Regions from separate parts of the Homo sapiens genome. Here region 1 is linked to region 2. A link is an interaction called in ENCODE POLR2A ChIA-PET data of the cell type or tissue named here. Cell type or tissue: PC-3. All regions are shown on one strand. Links, peaks and the distances in the headings refer to the core of each region. The heading gives the core; the rest is flanking DNA. Region 1 overlaps DDAH1 (dimethylarginine dimethylaminohydrolase 1). Region 2 has its middle 36 kb from the start of CCN1.

Region 1 (8,343 bases), core at 100-8,099, 180 kb after region 2:
CATACTCTGATGAGAAAGTAGTGGCTCCCAAAATTTATTAGCCTTAGTTTGTGTATGCTTAGAAAAGCAAAATTTAGACTGTTTAGAAACCAAATGCAAGTTCAGACTGCTGCAATTTGTAGCCTCTATCCTTCCATTTCTCCAGAATGTCTGAGTCCACATTTTTGTTCAATAAATAAATAATAGTGAACATAATCTGTTTTGGAGAGTACTGTAGCTCCTCACAGTCACTCGATTTCATTGTAGATACCTAAATTTGTTGGTTAGTAACAATATTGTGTAGGAAAGAATAACACAAACTTAAGAGCAAAGCTAAGTTGAAATCTCAGCTCTCTGCTTACTTGCTATGAGACTTTGATCAAATTTACTTACTCTGCCCCAGTTTTCTCATCTGTAAAACAAATCATTCTTGTACTTGCTTCATCAGGTTGTAAAAGTTAAATAAGGTTAATATGAGTTCATAGTAGAGTGCCTGGCACATAGGAAGACTATATAAATGTTTGCTGTTACCATTGCTAACTAAATTCCTTCTGAGAGCTTTGTCCTAAAATTAGAATATAGAAGAGGATCCCAATATGTTTTTATTTAGAAATTTTTAAGACCGGATCATTGAGTACACAAAATGTCTGTTCGATCCCTTTTTGTTGGTAGTTTTGGCTAGTTTTAGTAGTCAACACATACAGCCAGGCATGGTGGCTCATGCCTGTAATCCCAGCACTTTGGGAGGCTGAGACAGGCGGAACACCTAAGGTCAGGAGTTCGAGACCAGCCTGGCCAACAGGGTGAAACCCCGTCTCTACTAAAAATACAAAATTAGCCGGGTGTGGTGGCACAAGCCTGTAATCCAAGCTATTCGGGAGGCTGAGGCAGAATTGCTTGAACCTGGGAGGCGAAGGTTGCAGTGAGCCAAAATCATGCCATTGCACTCCAGCCTGGGCAAAAAGAGTGAAACTCTGTCTCAAAAAAAAAAAAGAAAGTAATCAGCACATATGGACAAATTTAGGAATGAACCACTGAACAAACCTAAGGCATCTCCAAATCAAAGGGTAGTAATGAATATGCAGGTTTTTCTTGGTGAAACAGGTTGGTGTGGTTTATATATTCTGTTCATATTACTTAGTGTTCTTAATCACTCTATAACTTAACATCCTAAGGCCCTAATATACAGAAATTTCATTTATCTCTGATATGAAGAGATCATGGAATACAAAGTCACCTTGGCACAGGATCTTACAATATCCAGTGGACTTAAATGTACAGAATTGGAAGGCAGAAGGCATGGGCTCCAATTCTGATGTGGGCTGCACTCTATGATGAGACCTCAGGAGAATCTTAATCATACAGTGAAGTGAAAATGAGGATGGGCTCCGGAGGCTTGACTCGGCAAGTCAGTCAACCTCCCTTAGCCTCAGTTTACTCATATATAAAATGGGTATACTAATATCTACCCTTTCTTCTTTTTGGAGTTATTGTGAGCATCACAACAAATATTCCATTTTATTGTCACTATATATTCAGAAGGTGTATCTGTTCCACTAGATTAATTTCACAGAGGCAAGCAAGGGCTGTGGCTTAAAAAAAAGAATTGTAGCCTGATTTGAAAAAAAAAAAAAAAAAAGTTGACATCCACCAAATATTTGTTGAACTGAGATGTTATTCACATGACAAAATATGTGTGAAAATGTGATACAACATTAAGCAATGTCATAAAATCAGCCAAGTGTACTAGCAAGTGGCCACAGTGACCAAAGATGTGCTGATTAACAAAGAAGTTTAAAGTAGCATAAAGAAATAAAATGTGGTCTTTTGAATATGACCTCAGACAATATAGTGATTTTGATGCATCAGCAAGTTCCAAGCCATCTGTGCCTTGATGTGCCAAGACAGCTTCTTGAACAGCTTCCTCAGCATTATCTACATGTCACACTCAACATTAAAAGGCAAAACAAAATCAGCAAAAAGTTGGGAGATGAAACCATCTCACTACCAACAAAGCTATGTTGCTACTGTTCAACTCTCTGGAGCTAGACAAGTGTAGGGGTAGAATGATTCTATAATTTTAAAGCTCCTGTAATGTGATGAGTTACAAAGAAACCAGGACAACTTAAGCAGGCATTGAAAACATAGTGGTGACATTGGTGATAGCACAGCTTCTAGCACATGGCAGAACTGTGGTTGACTGAGACATGTCAGCCACAGACAGGCCAACTTTGAGGGCCACATTTATTTCATAGTATCTAGCAGCAGAAACAGCTGAAGGAAAGCAGCTTGGCTAACAGATTGGTGCATATTCTTTAAGGAGCCATAGCTCAGAACTGTTCACCAGGCCCCACAAGCACATTCACAACATTTAGAACGAAGATGTGAAACATTCAAAAGGGGCATTACTGAAAATAAACAGCAAAAGTCAATTTTGGAAAGGGTCAACTGGAAAATATTGCCCTGAAATAAAGAGTATTAAACTAACAGTGCTATAACAAGTTATTATGAATATAGCTTCCTAGTAAAACTATATAAGGCTTTATTTTTGTTTTGTTTTATATTAGGGAGAGTTTTGGGTTTTTTGGGAGTTCTTTTAGTATTTTAGGTTTGAGGGAGATTTTGCAAGAACAAAAGGAAAACTGAACTTAAAAGATGTTTTATTTAATACAGAAAATTGTATTTTTTATCTTTTACTTGTTTTTGAAAGGTAGCCAAAATCCAAACAAAGGACTGAGTTAATTTAGGGCAAAATAATAATATCATCAACTACTAGTTTTGAGCACAATATGCCAGGCACTGAGCTAGGTGTTTTACATGTATTATCTTATTTGTTACTCACATAATCCCTGTTAGAGAGAAAGCACTATTCCCATTTGCAGGTCAAGAAACTGAGACTCAGAGAGGTGAATTTATCCAAGTCACATTGCTAATAAGTGATAAAGACTTTATTCTAATCCCTGGTTCTTGCCACTCACCATGAAGGTCTAAAGGGAGTGAAAAGAGAAGACAGGATAATCATGAAAACATGATAGGATGGAAATGAGAGCCGTAAAAGAAGGAAAGAAGAGAGTAGAAAAGGGAAGGGTAAGGAAGGAGACCAGGCATTGAGAAAGAGAAAGAATTCTTTAGACTGATTGGGTCCCTTAGAGTGGTAATATTCTCAGTGACCATGATCATTCCATATCATCTTAGCTGATGCTCTTTTGAGTCCTGTGGAACATCTTACCAGACAGGCCCACTTCCCACCTTATGTAGTACTTTCCAAGGGCTATTTCAAAGCAGAGGTTACACAAGAAATTTGCCACATGTCTTGACAGCTTCCAGGAGCTGGAAGGAAATCAGATTTGGATTATCTAAATTTAAATTTAAATGTATCCTCAATGTATGTTCTCTAACTGTATACTGGCTTTGCAAAAAAAAAATCTATAATTTTAATTCACAGGAAAGCAGATGGGATCTGTCATGGAGGGATAAAACACAAGAAACATGTCCAAATATAAGAAAAAACAACAGTTGTTTTCTTGTGCACTAATTTTATAGTACAAGTATCTGTCACTGTGTATACACAAGCTGTTATTCATAAAAAATACAATATTTATTCAGCAAATACTGTGTGACTTGTATGTATTTAATGACCAGAAGGAGCCTAAAAAGTTGATACTATAATGAATAAATACCCACTTTAAAGGTGAGAAAACTGAGGCTCAGAATACTAAATAACCTGAGGACACTGGCTAATAAGTAGCAGAACTGGAAGCAGCAGAGGTGATCTGCAGCAGCTGTGACCAGAGAAGAAATCTATGCTGTGATAAATAGTATGAGGAGAAAAATGGGGCAAAAAATGCAAGTATAACATTGTTTTAAAATGAAATGCAAAGTGCATGTAGCATGAAAAGGGAGGGAAGAAAGGTCTTGTAAATCTTTTGAGTAAAGAATGAAAATTACTGTATATACTTTATACTCTAAGGCTTAAATTAAGTAGGTTGTTTTTCTAATTTTCCCTTTTTATTTCTAATTTTGTGGGCTAAAATGACCCATTCAGCTCAGCCGTTGGAATTAATACTGTTTGTCCTGATGGTTTCTCTGAGTAATGCTAAGTTCCACACTGCAGGGTTACTGTCTCAATGAAAGGTGGGTGTGTTATTTGGTCATTTTTTTTCCTCTTGGAAGTTAATAAAGTCAACATTAACCATGGCCATGTAACCACAGAATGGGCAGTTTCTTAAAGGCTCATGGTTTGGATCTTTTCCTGCAAAAACTCCCACTTCTATAGTTATATTTAGTGTTCTAACTGCCTGAATAGCTGGCTTGCTATGGACCCATGTGTCAGGCCTGTTTGCAGCTGAGTTTGTCTGCTTCAACGGAACCTCAATGCCAAGAGTGTGTGGTTCCCAATGGACAGCCTGCCGAGTTCAGCCTCTCATTTCTTCTCCAGAAATCTCCCTCAGTTTAGCATTGCCGATTTGATGCCATATGGCCCTGCAGTTCTCAAAACTGTTTACTTGATATTTACAATTTTTTAAAAATCTTGTCCATGTGCTTAACTCTGAAAGTAATGTAGTATCATCAACATGTGTGGTATGGACCTATCCTGATGACTGTTTGTATAGATGTGATTGAATTTTTTTAAGTACTGCCCCTGCACAAGAGCTAGTTTTTTTAATGTCAGTGCAGCTGTTTTAACTTGAAAAGAAAAGAAAAGCACAAACATTTTATCCTCTAAAACTTTTTAATTTTCAAAGACATAGGACATTTAAAGAGATGTAATGTTTCTGAAACTGGTATATAGTAGACTCCCTACTTCTATTCTCCTCTAACTTTTAAGAATTGAATACAGTTCCTGAGTTGAAATGTTGCATAGTTACATACAAACTTTTCAAACCAAAATTTATGTTATTGCTCAACTCCTCCTAATCTTTGAAATGTTAAGTTATAATAGAAGCAGTAGCATTAGTAATAGAAACAAAAAGTAACTGTATATCTGTTCTCATGATCTCTCCCTAAGCTCAGTGAATTTTCCATGGACAAAGAAGCAGAGATGTCAAAAGGAAACAGTTGTGTTTTCCTGGGTTCATAGTAGCCCAACAAGTCATGGTAAATATTGTGTTTGCTCCTTATTTTATGCTGTAGCAACAATTCCACTTCCTATTACATAGGAAAACCTATTCTGCTGTTAAAAGAGGTCACTGAATGTATTTACTACAACATTAAGACCATTTTGTCCATGGAAATATTTTTTATTGTTCTGAGTCACTCTGGTTTGTGGAATTTTTACATGAGTTCCAGGACAAGGATGAGATGATATATTTATTTTACTTTGTATCCTCTTTAAATGTTTTTTGAATGCATGAATGTCAGGCTTGTTGTCAAAGTATTTCCATATTTTTATTACTTTAGAAGTAACTCTGCTCTATTTGTGTCTCTTAAACTCTTCACTGACAATTCACACTGTGTACTCAGCATGTTGTATTTTTGGAAGAACTACCTGCTTTGCCCAGTGTGATGTGATCTCTTGTTCCCTTGTCCCCTATTCGAGTCATCTCATTGTATGTCTTTACTATCCTAAAGGTTTTGCAGACCTTTGAAAATATTTAAATTGTTTTGTTGAGCTACTGGAAGGACTTGAATTAAATTGTGAGCTTCAATTTGTTATGCTTCACATTCATTTCTTATATTAAAGTAAGCCTCAATAGAAGTGTTCCTTAATTCAACCCAGAATATCTCTGTGCTTTAGACATGCCCTGGAATCATACAAATTCCTGAAATTTATTTTCAAATATTCATTGGTTTGATTGTAATTGTTGAACTTGTTAATCACCTCTAAGGAACTAGGTTTTAAAAGATGGGTAATCATATTAACTGTTTGAATATAACTAACACAGTTTACATTTACAGAGAAGCAAAGGATGTTTTGACATTTTACAAAATATTTGAATAGAAAACAGTGATTGTCCTATGGGTTGAGATTTCAAATTACGAGTTATTGATATTCCTTCCATGTATTATACTGTGTGTGTGTGTGCAATTCTGACTAAATGACTGACATAAGATTTAAAATGGAATCTTGTATTTCCTGGCAAGGGTAGGATAATTGGGTGCTTTGCCTCCCACCTTCCTTTACTCATGTGCCCTAACTAGTCAGCCTCCAATAGTGTGCTAACTGGTCAGAATTGGGTGCCTTGCCTCCCACCTTCCTTTACTCATGTGCCCTAACTAGTCAGCCTCCAACAATGCCCTAACTGGTTAGCCTCCAATAGTGTGCTAACTGGTCAGACTCCAGCAATATCCTAACTAGTCAACCTCTAACAAATGCCCTAACTTGTCAGCCTCCAACAGTGGCCGAACTGGTCAGCTTCCAATGGTGCATTAACTGGTCGTACTCCAACAGTGTCTTAACTAGTCGGCCTCCAACAGTATTGTAACTACTCAGCTTTCTACAGAAAAAAATGACACTGTATTGACTCAATCTTACACTAGAAGGGAACAAAATAAACAATTTTTAACAGATCATTTCTTCTCTTACAAATGATCATGACTGGTCATACATTATATATTCACAAGGATGGGTGTGTATATGAGTGTGGATGTGTGTGGGTGTGTGCACGAGAGCTTGATTTAGTGTTTAGATGTTTTGGATGTTTTTTTCTTGTTAGGAAATTGTAGCATAGTAATCTGAATCATTTTATTTTCAACAGGTTGACATGATGAAAGAAGCATTAGAAAAACTTCAGCTCAATATAGTAGAGATGAAAGATGAAAATGCAACTTTAGATGGCGGAGATGTTTTATTCACAGGTATAGTTGTATTTATTTTTTCTATCCAAGAATATTTTTAATACTTGGCTTGTATTTACTTGTTTTATTATAGTTTTTTGTGTTTTTTTGTTTTTGTTTTTGAGACAGAGTCTCGCTGTCACCTAGGCCGGAGTGCAGTGGCGCCATCTTGGCTTGCTGCAACCTCCGCCTCCTGGGTTCAAGCGATTCTCCTGCCTCAGCCTCCTGAGTAGTTGGGATTACAGGTGTGTGCCACCATGCCCAGCTAATTTTTGTATTTCAGTAGAGATGGGATTTCACTATGTTGGCCAGGCTGGTCTCAAACTCCTGACCTCAGGTGATCTGCACACCTCGGCCTCCCAAAATACTGGGATTACTATCATAAGCCACCATGCCCAGCCTATTGTAGTAGTTTTAATTACCAAAGTAACAGATGCTAAATGGAGGGAAATTGGAAAATACAGGAAAACACAAGAAGGAAAAAAAATGACCTTCTATTCAAATATAATCACTTTAGTATTTAGTATATATGTCCTTTTAGTACTTCGTATATATACATTTGCATATTTTTACAAGAACATTATTGGTATGTACATCACCACTTTGTATCTTGCTTCTACTTTATTCTTCTACAGCATGAATTTATAAGTTGCATCGTTTTCCATTGTTACTGTATATCTGGTTTGTATTTAAAGGATTCATAATTCAAGATTAGTGTCATTTACAAATAACTTTCTTTCCAGATGGCAAGGTGGATTTAAATAATTTCTATGCAAATTGACTTGGCTTAATGCCAGATGGATAATAGCAGAACTCAACAAAATATGAACAGCTAATATTATTATTGATCTTACTGGAGTCAGTTTTTACAGTGTGTAATGTGGCTACTAAAGAAACAGTAATTTTAGCATTTAACCTTTTCAACTCATTTATCGTATAATTAGTGTTGTATAAAATCATGTGTAAAATCTGGGTCCCCAAATTCATTCTGGTTATACTGATGAGCAAGATAATCAATAGTAATTTTAATTTATAGTGAGAATTTATTTTCCCAGACATGTCAGAGAATACATTTCACCAATGTAGCCCTGACAGCAAAGGCTGGTCCTCAGGGACTTGGGAATGTGGCCCCAAGTGGCCCACTGAAAGCGTGAAGCTTCTTGGAAGTCTAATATTTTGGCTGATGTGAATTTTATATTGAATCTCATATATATGTATAGTCAAGATATAGCCATTTTTGTTTTAATATCAAAATAATGTTTTGCATTACTTACTTTGGACATAATTAATGTTCCTGAAGAAGGAATAGTGTTTATTCTGTGACATTTAAGCAGTTCTTTGCTAAGTGTCACATACTGTCGCTATGGGTGGGGCCACCACGTTGCCAGCTCTGGGGGCGCCATTCTTCTTAGGGATTGTGTGAATAGTATGCCCTGGAGTTGTGTACTGCACCTGTGCTGCCACTGTCTCATGCAGTGGTCCATCTCTGGGGTTTGGTTTGCATGCCCATTGAACCCTAAGAACACAGAACAAGGAGTCAAGAAGGCCTACGCTGCATTCTTATCTCTGGGTGTGCCCAAGCAGACT
Region 2 (8,343 bases), core at 249-8,248:
TGCTCTGGAGGACTTCTCAGAGCTTACACTATGTGAATGTAATTATGAATCTCCAAAAGAGGATATTCACTTTTGTGTATGGTGGCTCTTTTAGTTTATGGTGTTCCTCAAACTTCTGTGAAGCATCTCTTAAGACCAGAATTCTGCAGAATCCATTTTGGGAAATGCAAATCTAAATTATAGAATGATAGAATTTCTGGCTTGGAGCTATTCCTAGGGATCAACCAGTTGAATCCCTTACTTCTGAGCACCTGGCTTGCTGAAAGTCAAAGTGAATTATTCTGAAGCTACTCTTTATCTATAGTTTGTGTTGTTATTAACCCTTGCAGATATGAGATTCTTCTTTAAACATAAAATTTTATGGATAAACATCCACCCCTTACACATGTGTACATGGATGAAAATAGGTAAAATGTTTTACACTGGTTAATTAAAAAGTGACCTAATGCTGGGTAATTATAGTACAAGCTTTGGAGTCAGATGCCAGCTCCATTATTTATACCAGTAAAACTAAAGGGTGAGTTAGTTAAACTCTTCAAATATCAGTTTCTTATCTCTGAAATGTGGATGACAATTATACCTACCTCCTGGGTGCTAATGAGAGTTAAACAAAATGATCTCTGTAAATGTTCAATAATGTTAGCCACTGTTTTTATTGCTTGATTAAAATATACATAATGAACAAAAGTTACAACAAAATTCATAATGCTTTTAAAGAATTTGTATTTTATTAAGTCAAATTAAATATATTTTGCCACATGGATTTGAAAAAAGGTATTGCATATAAGTGTAAGACATTATTCATTCTACAGTGTTTGGTATGCAAATCAATTTGCAGATCCTTAGCAATAACAGCTATATTTGGGGTTTACAGACTATAGGTTAAGAACGAATGGCCTGTGTCAACTTATTTTATCTACAAATAGACTGTCTATTTTTAAAACATTCACTTCAGGAGAGAACCCTCAGCTTTCTTTGTTCTGTTATTCCTGTGTTTAAACTCCTTTGCAGTTAATTTTTTATAGATCTCTTGGGACATGTTCAAAATCCATTTCCTCTGGTCTTGTCTTCTGCAGACCTGGATGGCCAGTCAGCATCTTCCTCACAGGAATATTTTATTCAGAGTAAAAGCTCTTCTTAAAGAAACCTCTCTATCAATCAATTGCTGTCAATCACTCTTGTGCCCAGTATTTGAGTAGACATCTTTAGATAGACAGAAGTGTTAAACCACTTTTGTCACTTCGAGGAACTTATAATGTAGTTGATGGAATGCAGTCATAGAGAGTATTCAAATGCTATCCTGACAGTACTGGTTGAAAATGTGCTTGATGTTCGGCAAAGGACAAAATCAATGTGGGAGAGTATTTGTGAAGCCCTGTGAAGGCAAAAGCATGTTTAGTGCAAAAACACTGAATAAGGAATCAGGACTAAGGTTCTAATTTACATTTCCAGACTTTGAAACAAACTCACTGTGTGACCCTGGGATAGTCTCAACTTCTCTAGATCTTAGTTTTCATATCTGTAAAATGGATGATTGAATTAGGTTCTGCCTGGTGCCAACCTCTGGTAGAAAACCTTTATCTACAATGTGCATTCTCATGTTGAATGCTTACACAGCCCTCTGACGTAGGTACTATTAGTAGCCCCATTTTTGAAATGAGGACATTGAGGCTCAGTGAAGTTGCTAACCTGCTAACACATAGCCAGTGAGTGGTGGTTCCAGTACTCCTACCAGGGTGTTCTCCACTCCGGCCTCTTTCACTCTTAACCACAAGGCCAAATTTCTCCTCTGAGAGGATGGGAAAAAGGTTTGAGCTGGACTTTTTGAGATGGATGAGGGCAGAGATTGAGTTACACTGTGGGTCTAACTCAATCCCCAGAGTACAGGGTAATTTATAGTGCAGCTCCCTCCCTGAATCCCAGAAAGCCTATAATATGAAGTTATTTCTATCCCCAAACACCAGTATCATTATAGAGATCAGCTGAACATGAGGTTAGTTTATTGCTTATTCATTAACATTTTCTTCTTTGTTTATTTATTTCTTCTTTTTTTAATCCTTCAGTAGTTTTTTTAGTTGCTTTTTTCTAAGTTCTCCTTAATTTCTCAAATAAAGCTCTGCCTATTGTCATGTATACAGAAAGACCATTTTCTCCCCACCTCTTACAAATCATAAGCCTATAAGTAATTACCAGTTTAATATCATATTTAGATTTTTAATAAAAGAGTGACTGTATTTACTTCCATTTGCTTCTGTTCTAGTAAGGATTTAGAGCTCTTCTGTATGTGACTTTTATCTCTAGTTAGTGTTGTTTGCCTTCTGTTCTTGCATGATCTGCCTTGAATCTGACAGTTTAGAGATGGAGGAGCCAACAATAATGTCTTAGTTCATTTTGTGCTGCTGTAACACCACCACAAGCTGGGGAATTTATAATGAACAGAAATTTACTAGCTCACAGTTCTGAAGGCTGAGAATTTCAATATCAATACCGAAGTCACATCTGGCCAGTGACTTTTTGCTGTATCATCCCATGGTAGAAGGTGAGAGGGCTAGAGAGACAAAAGGAGGCCATGCTTGTCCTTTTATAAGGAACCCACTCCCAAGATAACTCCTGAGAAAACGGCATTAATCCATTCATGAGGGCAGAGTTGCCATGGCCTAATCACCTCTTAAAGGTCCCACTTCTTAATACTTCTGCAATGGCAATTAAGTTTCCAACGCATGTTTTTTTTTTTTTGGAGACACATTCAAATCATAGCAAATAGTAGTCATAAACTTGTACTCAGCATTTACTTTGTTTTAGATATTATTCAAGGTGTGTTATGTTCAATCTTCACAACCACCGCAGAAGTTTGGGACTATTGTTGCTCCCATTTTACGAGCAGGAACATTGATACAAATAAGAAAGTTGACATGCCAGTGCTTTATCCAAAGTCACATAGTCATTTGGCAGAATCCAAGTCAAACTCAGGGAGTTTGGCACCAAAACCTACACACTTGAGGTTAGACTTTTGCCTCCTCAGAAGGAAAGAAGTAGGCAATACATGGGAAGATCAGTTTCTTCTTCTCCCCCCTCCTCCCTCTGCATCTCCTCCTCCTCCCACCTTCTCCACCATTTCTGCCTCTTCTTCTCCTTTAGAACGAACTAATTTAAATGGAATTTATTTGGCTAACACAAGAAGATTAATTATTTGGGCTAGGAGAAAATTAGGAGGAGGGGAAGGAAATTAAGAAAGGGAACATTTTGGATATATATTTGCCTCTCATATACACCTCTTTCCAAATGCAGAGCTGTTTCCTGAACAGTTTTCCTAGTGAAAGAGGTCATTCACAGCTAGAGAAAGCAGGCCCCACTGCTGCCAGGATGGGCCTGCCACTGCAATTGCAAAATTAATAGCTTATTGCCATTTCTATCATGTTTTAATAGTTGAAAGAATAAGAATTGATCCTTATCTTTAAAAAAGCGAGAAGGGCTTCAGGAAATTACTCCCTTCATCTTATCACCTCTGCTGTGCCTTATTGTCATGATACAATCATGTGTCTGATATTTTCTTTTCCTCTGCTAATAGCAGGGCTTTAAATTATTAAAGGAGAAGAATGTTGACCCTCTGCTTTGCTGCTTCTCCCTCTGTGCTTTGAGAGTTGGTTGACTCTTTCAGCTTCTTTCCCTCTGCCTTAGAAAGGCTCATTTTCTGTTGGGAGTCACGTCCTGGCTCTGCTTCATGCCTGTGAGTATGGAGGGCAGAGTTTGGGTTGCTGAATGAAGCTGAGGAATGTCTGAGAGGCAGGGCAAGGGGGTTGTTGACTTTGCTCAAAATATTTCTTGAAAATATCTCATATAATGTTAGATTTTGCAGCTCCCCTAGCTCTTCTCCAACCCCCCACTTTTAAATAAACATGTTGAGTTATAACTGTGTACAGAAGGAGTTAGAAAATGAACCCCACTGTTGCTATCTTCACAGGCATCTGTGCGGGTGTGACAGGGTGAATAGGCCCTTTGGGAATTTTAAGGGGACTCCTCTAGAGCCAAATTCCTCAACCAGGGCAAACTTCCATCAGCTGTGTAAATAGTGTGGCAATGTGTGGAGGCCACGAGCAGTTTCCTGATAGTCAGCTACTGTGCCCAGGTAGTTAAAAGGAGTCGTGTTCCATCCTGAGGCTTGCAGGATGTGAGTTGGGTCTTATAGTCTCTGATGAGTGGGTGGGTAGAAATTTCCTCTCCACTTTATTTAGTACTGGGGAAGTCAGTCTGATTAAGATAGGTAGGGCTGGCTGGATGAAACCACACCTAAGAGAAGCCTTCTGGGTGTCTGAGTGAAGAGAAAAACTGTGACTGTAAACTGAGGACAGAGTTAGGCATTCACTGGCAGGCATTCTTCCCAGCTCAAGAAATTCCTGGGGATGGGAATAGACATTGTGCTCTGGGAGTTTTTATTTAGCTGTTCTTTAAAATGTAGAGTTAAATGCAATTCAATTCATGTATCTAGTGCCTTTAACTATTCCCCAAAACATCTGAAAGAATTTGGAAACCCTGGAAAGGCTTCCTGTCTGTCAAGCAATGCCACGTGCATGTGCCTAGTTTTTTGCAGCTGCATTAACCTCAGCTCTTCCCTGTACAGAGATCTGGATGCTTGCCCCAGCTCCTGAATCTAAAGTTGTTTTGTTTTTCATTTGCTTATTCTACAGTGTTCATCATTCTGACATCCAATTTGTTTGTTTAGCTTAAATGAATAAGGATAGAGACAAAACAACTAGGTACAGGCAGTTTTCTATGTACATCAGTGCATAATGCATTCTTGAAAATATGAACAAACCTGCAAGAACCAAATAATTGTAAATGGAGTTCTAGTACCAATGAACCAAAAATACTATAAAATCCCTAAATACATCATGTTTTTAGAGGTAGTCTTTAATCATGTATTTCCAGCATTGTCTTTGTTCTTTAATGCTTTCCTTTCACCACTAGACCCATGAAATACTGGCTGACATCCAACCATCATCCAATTGAAGCAAAAGTTTATCTGCTTTTGGCTTGCCCGCTGTTTTCCATGTTCATCTTAATTGTGTTAAGTTTATGAAACTAACCCTTCTCATCAACAGTATCAGAATTTATTTTCAGCCCCACTTTTATAGATGTATATGGATAAAACCCATCAAATTATTCTAATAATTACTTAAACAAGTATTCTAGTACAAAGATGGTGCCATGCTGCCCAGACAGAATAGCTATGCCTGCCATTGTCCAGTTTTATCATGACCAATTTAAGTGCTTGTGTTTCTCCTTTCTTTAAGTGTTCTCCTTTCTTTAACCTGTCTAAACCATTGCGGAAATTACCAGATATCAAAATTGCATGCTGCTGTGGAAATGTTTCCTTGAAGTGATCAACTTTTGTCATTGGTCCAGAGCCACAGGAATTGATGGAAAACAGGGTTGGAGGCAGTTGCTTGTTTCCTGTGTTCACTGTGAGCAAGTCTGCCTCTTACCAGTCTAGGTGAAGCCTACCACCCGGCTGGATCCCAGCATTCTCCGTGCATGTTGTACAGCAGTTGTTGTTCTCTTCAAAACAACAAAATGTTTGAAATTTTAAAAATTTCAATGTGTTGAACATGTATATAGATAGTTGTGACTGAGAATTTAACTAACAGTAATTCTTGAGATGAGAGAGGAAATAGAAACCAATGGAAGGGTTGAATCATTTTTGTCTTTTGTTATACCTCCTGGCTCCTTGTGAACATAACCTGGGGATACATAATATTGGACTTCATCTGCATGTTAATATCATATAAAAAAAGATCTGAGAAGCAGTATAGTAGAATCATTAAAAGCATTGACTTTGAAGGAAAACAGACTTTGGATTCCACTTTCTGGCTATGTGATCTTGGGCGAGTTACTTCACCTTACTGAACCTCAGTCTCCTCCTTCATGAAACTGAGATAATGATGTCCATCTCTGCACGTCATTATAAAAAGGAAACATAATATTGTACAAATTTTTGTGAAATCGCCCAGTGTTAGCCAACCAACATAGGTTTGTTTCAAAGATTTCCTTGATGTGGTTTAAAAACCTGTGTTTCTTTGACATTATGGGCCAATAACAATACTAACCATAGTGGAAAGAGAATGGAAAATGACAGGAGGTCATATGTGTGAAAGTGTATTTGGGTTGGACAAGGTGGATCTGAATATTGGTGCCATCACTTTCTCCCTGTTTGTGGGTAGCTTTTTATAAACCAATACATAGGTTAAGGGTCTGAATAGACAGAAGGCTCTTCCCTTAAAAAGACTGGAAAACCTTCCAAGTAGCTCTTGAACCCTCACATTTTATCACCATTTATGGTGTTGGGAAATTTTTAGAAATTGAGATATGAGGTGATACAAACCTCGTTTTCTTGTGACAGAAATTCCTAGCCAGATATCTGGAAATAGGAGAAGTTGGAGAAGAGGTTTGAGGGGCTAGAGAATACTGATTTCCTTAGAATCTGATCAGTAACAGGCTGAGGAAACATTTTAAAATCACATAGATTCTATGCATGTCTGAGCTGCCGCCTTTCAGGAATATTCACTCTTGGTGTCTTTTCAAAGATCATGACACAACAGCAGTTTGTCAGACTCTTCTATGAATGGCCCCATACTTGAAAACACCAGCTTCTTATAGGCATTCCCATGTTGTATTATAGACAGTGTTCAGGCCCTGAAGTAAGAAAATCTGGATTAAAATCCAACCTCTGCCATTTATTAGCTATATGACCTTAGGTGAAAGGATTTTTCAATAATTCTCAGCCTCAGTTTATTCATTTGCAAAGTTTACATATTAATATCCACATCAAGAAGTTGTTTTGAGGACTAAATGAGAAAACATATGTTTTAGTCCATTCAGGCTGCTATAACAAAAATATCATAGACTGAGTGCTATCAACAACATACATTTATTTCTCACAGTCCTGAAAGCTGGGAAGTCCAAGATCAAGATGCCAGAAGATTCAATATGTGGTGATACCCTGCTTCCTGGTTCATAGATGGCCATCTTCTCACTTTGTCCTTGCGTGGCTGAAGAAGCAAAGGAGCTCTCTGAGGTCTCTTTTACCAGGACCCTAATCTGATTTATGAGGGCTCCAACTTCATGATCTAATCATCTCCCAAAGGTCCCACCTCCATATACCATCACATTGGGAATTAGGTTTCTACAAATGAATTCTACGGGGACACAATATTCAGTCTGTAGCAAAGTGTTTAAAAATTTCTGTGAACTCTACCACCCAAATGAAGGGTTTTAGTGATAGATCACCACAGGATTTTGCTATAACCTATAAAACATAAACAAACACATGAACAAGCAAAAACCCAACACAGCATCATTTACTAATGTCTGAAGTTGCAATACCTGAGAAGTACTTTTTTAAAAAAATAACAGTTTCCTATGAAATACTAGGGCCAGGGCCAAGACATATTTAGGGTTCCAGCAACTCCTTCTCTTCCAGGCAGTAGCAAGAACAAAATGACAAAACAATTTCCATTTTAGCACACAGGACATTTCCTCCATTTGTTGTTTCGAAGGATTTTATATTTTTTAAAGCAAGGTGTGCTTAGCCTAAGTGCTTACAGAGAACCTTCAAATAAGTTTTGGTTCTAAAGAAATATAAAGGCTATCACTTAGAAAAGTGCTACTATGCAGGCCCATCAGTTGTGACTGGATCATGGCAGGAGAATGAACGTCTCTTGAAACACGACATCTCAATTCTTGGCTGAATAGTGGTGACATGCTTGGTGACGTGACAATAACTGGTATTCATTTGGTCATAATGAATAATAGAGAAAAACCATTCAATGTGTTCTGATTAGTCATCCAAATGATAGATATAGATACAGATATAGATATAGATATACATTTTTTTTTTTTTTTTTTTTTTTAGATACTGAGTCTCGCTCTTTCACCCAGGCTGGAGTGCAGTAGCACGATCTTGGCTCACTGCAACCTCTGCCTCCCAGGCTTAAGCAATTCTCCTGCCTCAGCCTCCCAAGTAGCTGGGATTACAGGCATGCACCACCACGCCCAGCTAATTTCTGTATTTTTTTAGTAGAGACAGGGCTTCACCATGTTGGCCAGGCTGGTCTTGAACTCCTGACCTCAAGTGATCCACCCACCTCAGCCTCCCAAAGTGCTGGGATTACAGGCGTGAGTCACTGCACCTGGCCAAATGATAAATATTTTTAAAGAGCCGGTTACATGCAAGAAGTTGCTGGGCTTTATGGTGGGGATAGGAGGAAAGCATTGGAGGTAGTTGTACAAAGATGTGTGAATTATAGTCTAGGTCTTGAAGAAGCATACTCTAATGGAGAGAAAGCG

Evidence for each region. ChIA-PET counts read pairs that join two places held together with the same protein. Peaks named below come from ENCODE experiments on the same cell type or tissue, not always from the same donor. Only the 100,000 strongest peaks of a DNase experiment are listed, where the experiment ranks them.
Region 1: POLR2A ChIA-PET joins it to region 2 with 5 read pairs; 3 of 35 experiments call an interaction of 5 or more read pairs at or near these places.

What each region holds. Positions count from the first base shown.
Region 1 is chr1:85,357,182-85,365,524 of GRCh38, reverse strand. It overlaps DDAH1 (dimethylarginine dimethylaminohydrolase 1), which reads left to right. Exons shown (of 6, transcript NM_012137.4): 2 at 6,678-6,777. Among named protein-coding and RNA genes, the nearest start is that of BCL10, 85 kb to the right of the region's middle. In PC-3, for the core only: no CTCF peak of the experiment used is centred there; DNase peaks (open chromatin) are centred at 4,154 and 5,214; H3K4me3 peaks cover 607 bases; H3K27ac peaks cover 3,963 bases.
Region 2 is chr1:85,540,525-85,548,867 of GRCh38, reverse strand. It overlaps a transcript of DDAH1 not described here. Among named protein-coding and RNA genes, the nearest start is that of CCN1, 36 kb to the left of the region's middle. In PC-3, for the core only: no CTCF peak of the experiment used is centred there; a DNase peak (open chromatin) is centred at 4,077; H3K4me3 peaks cover 1,331 bases; H3K27ac peaks cover 2,221 bases.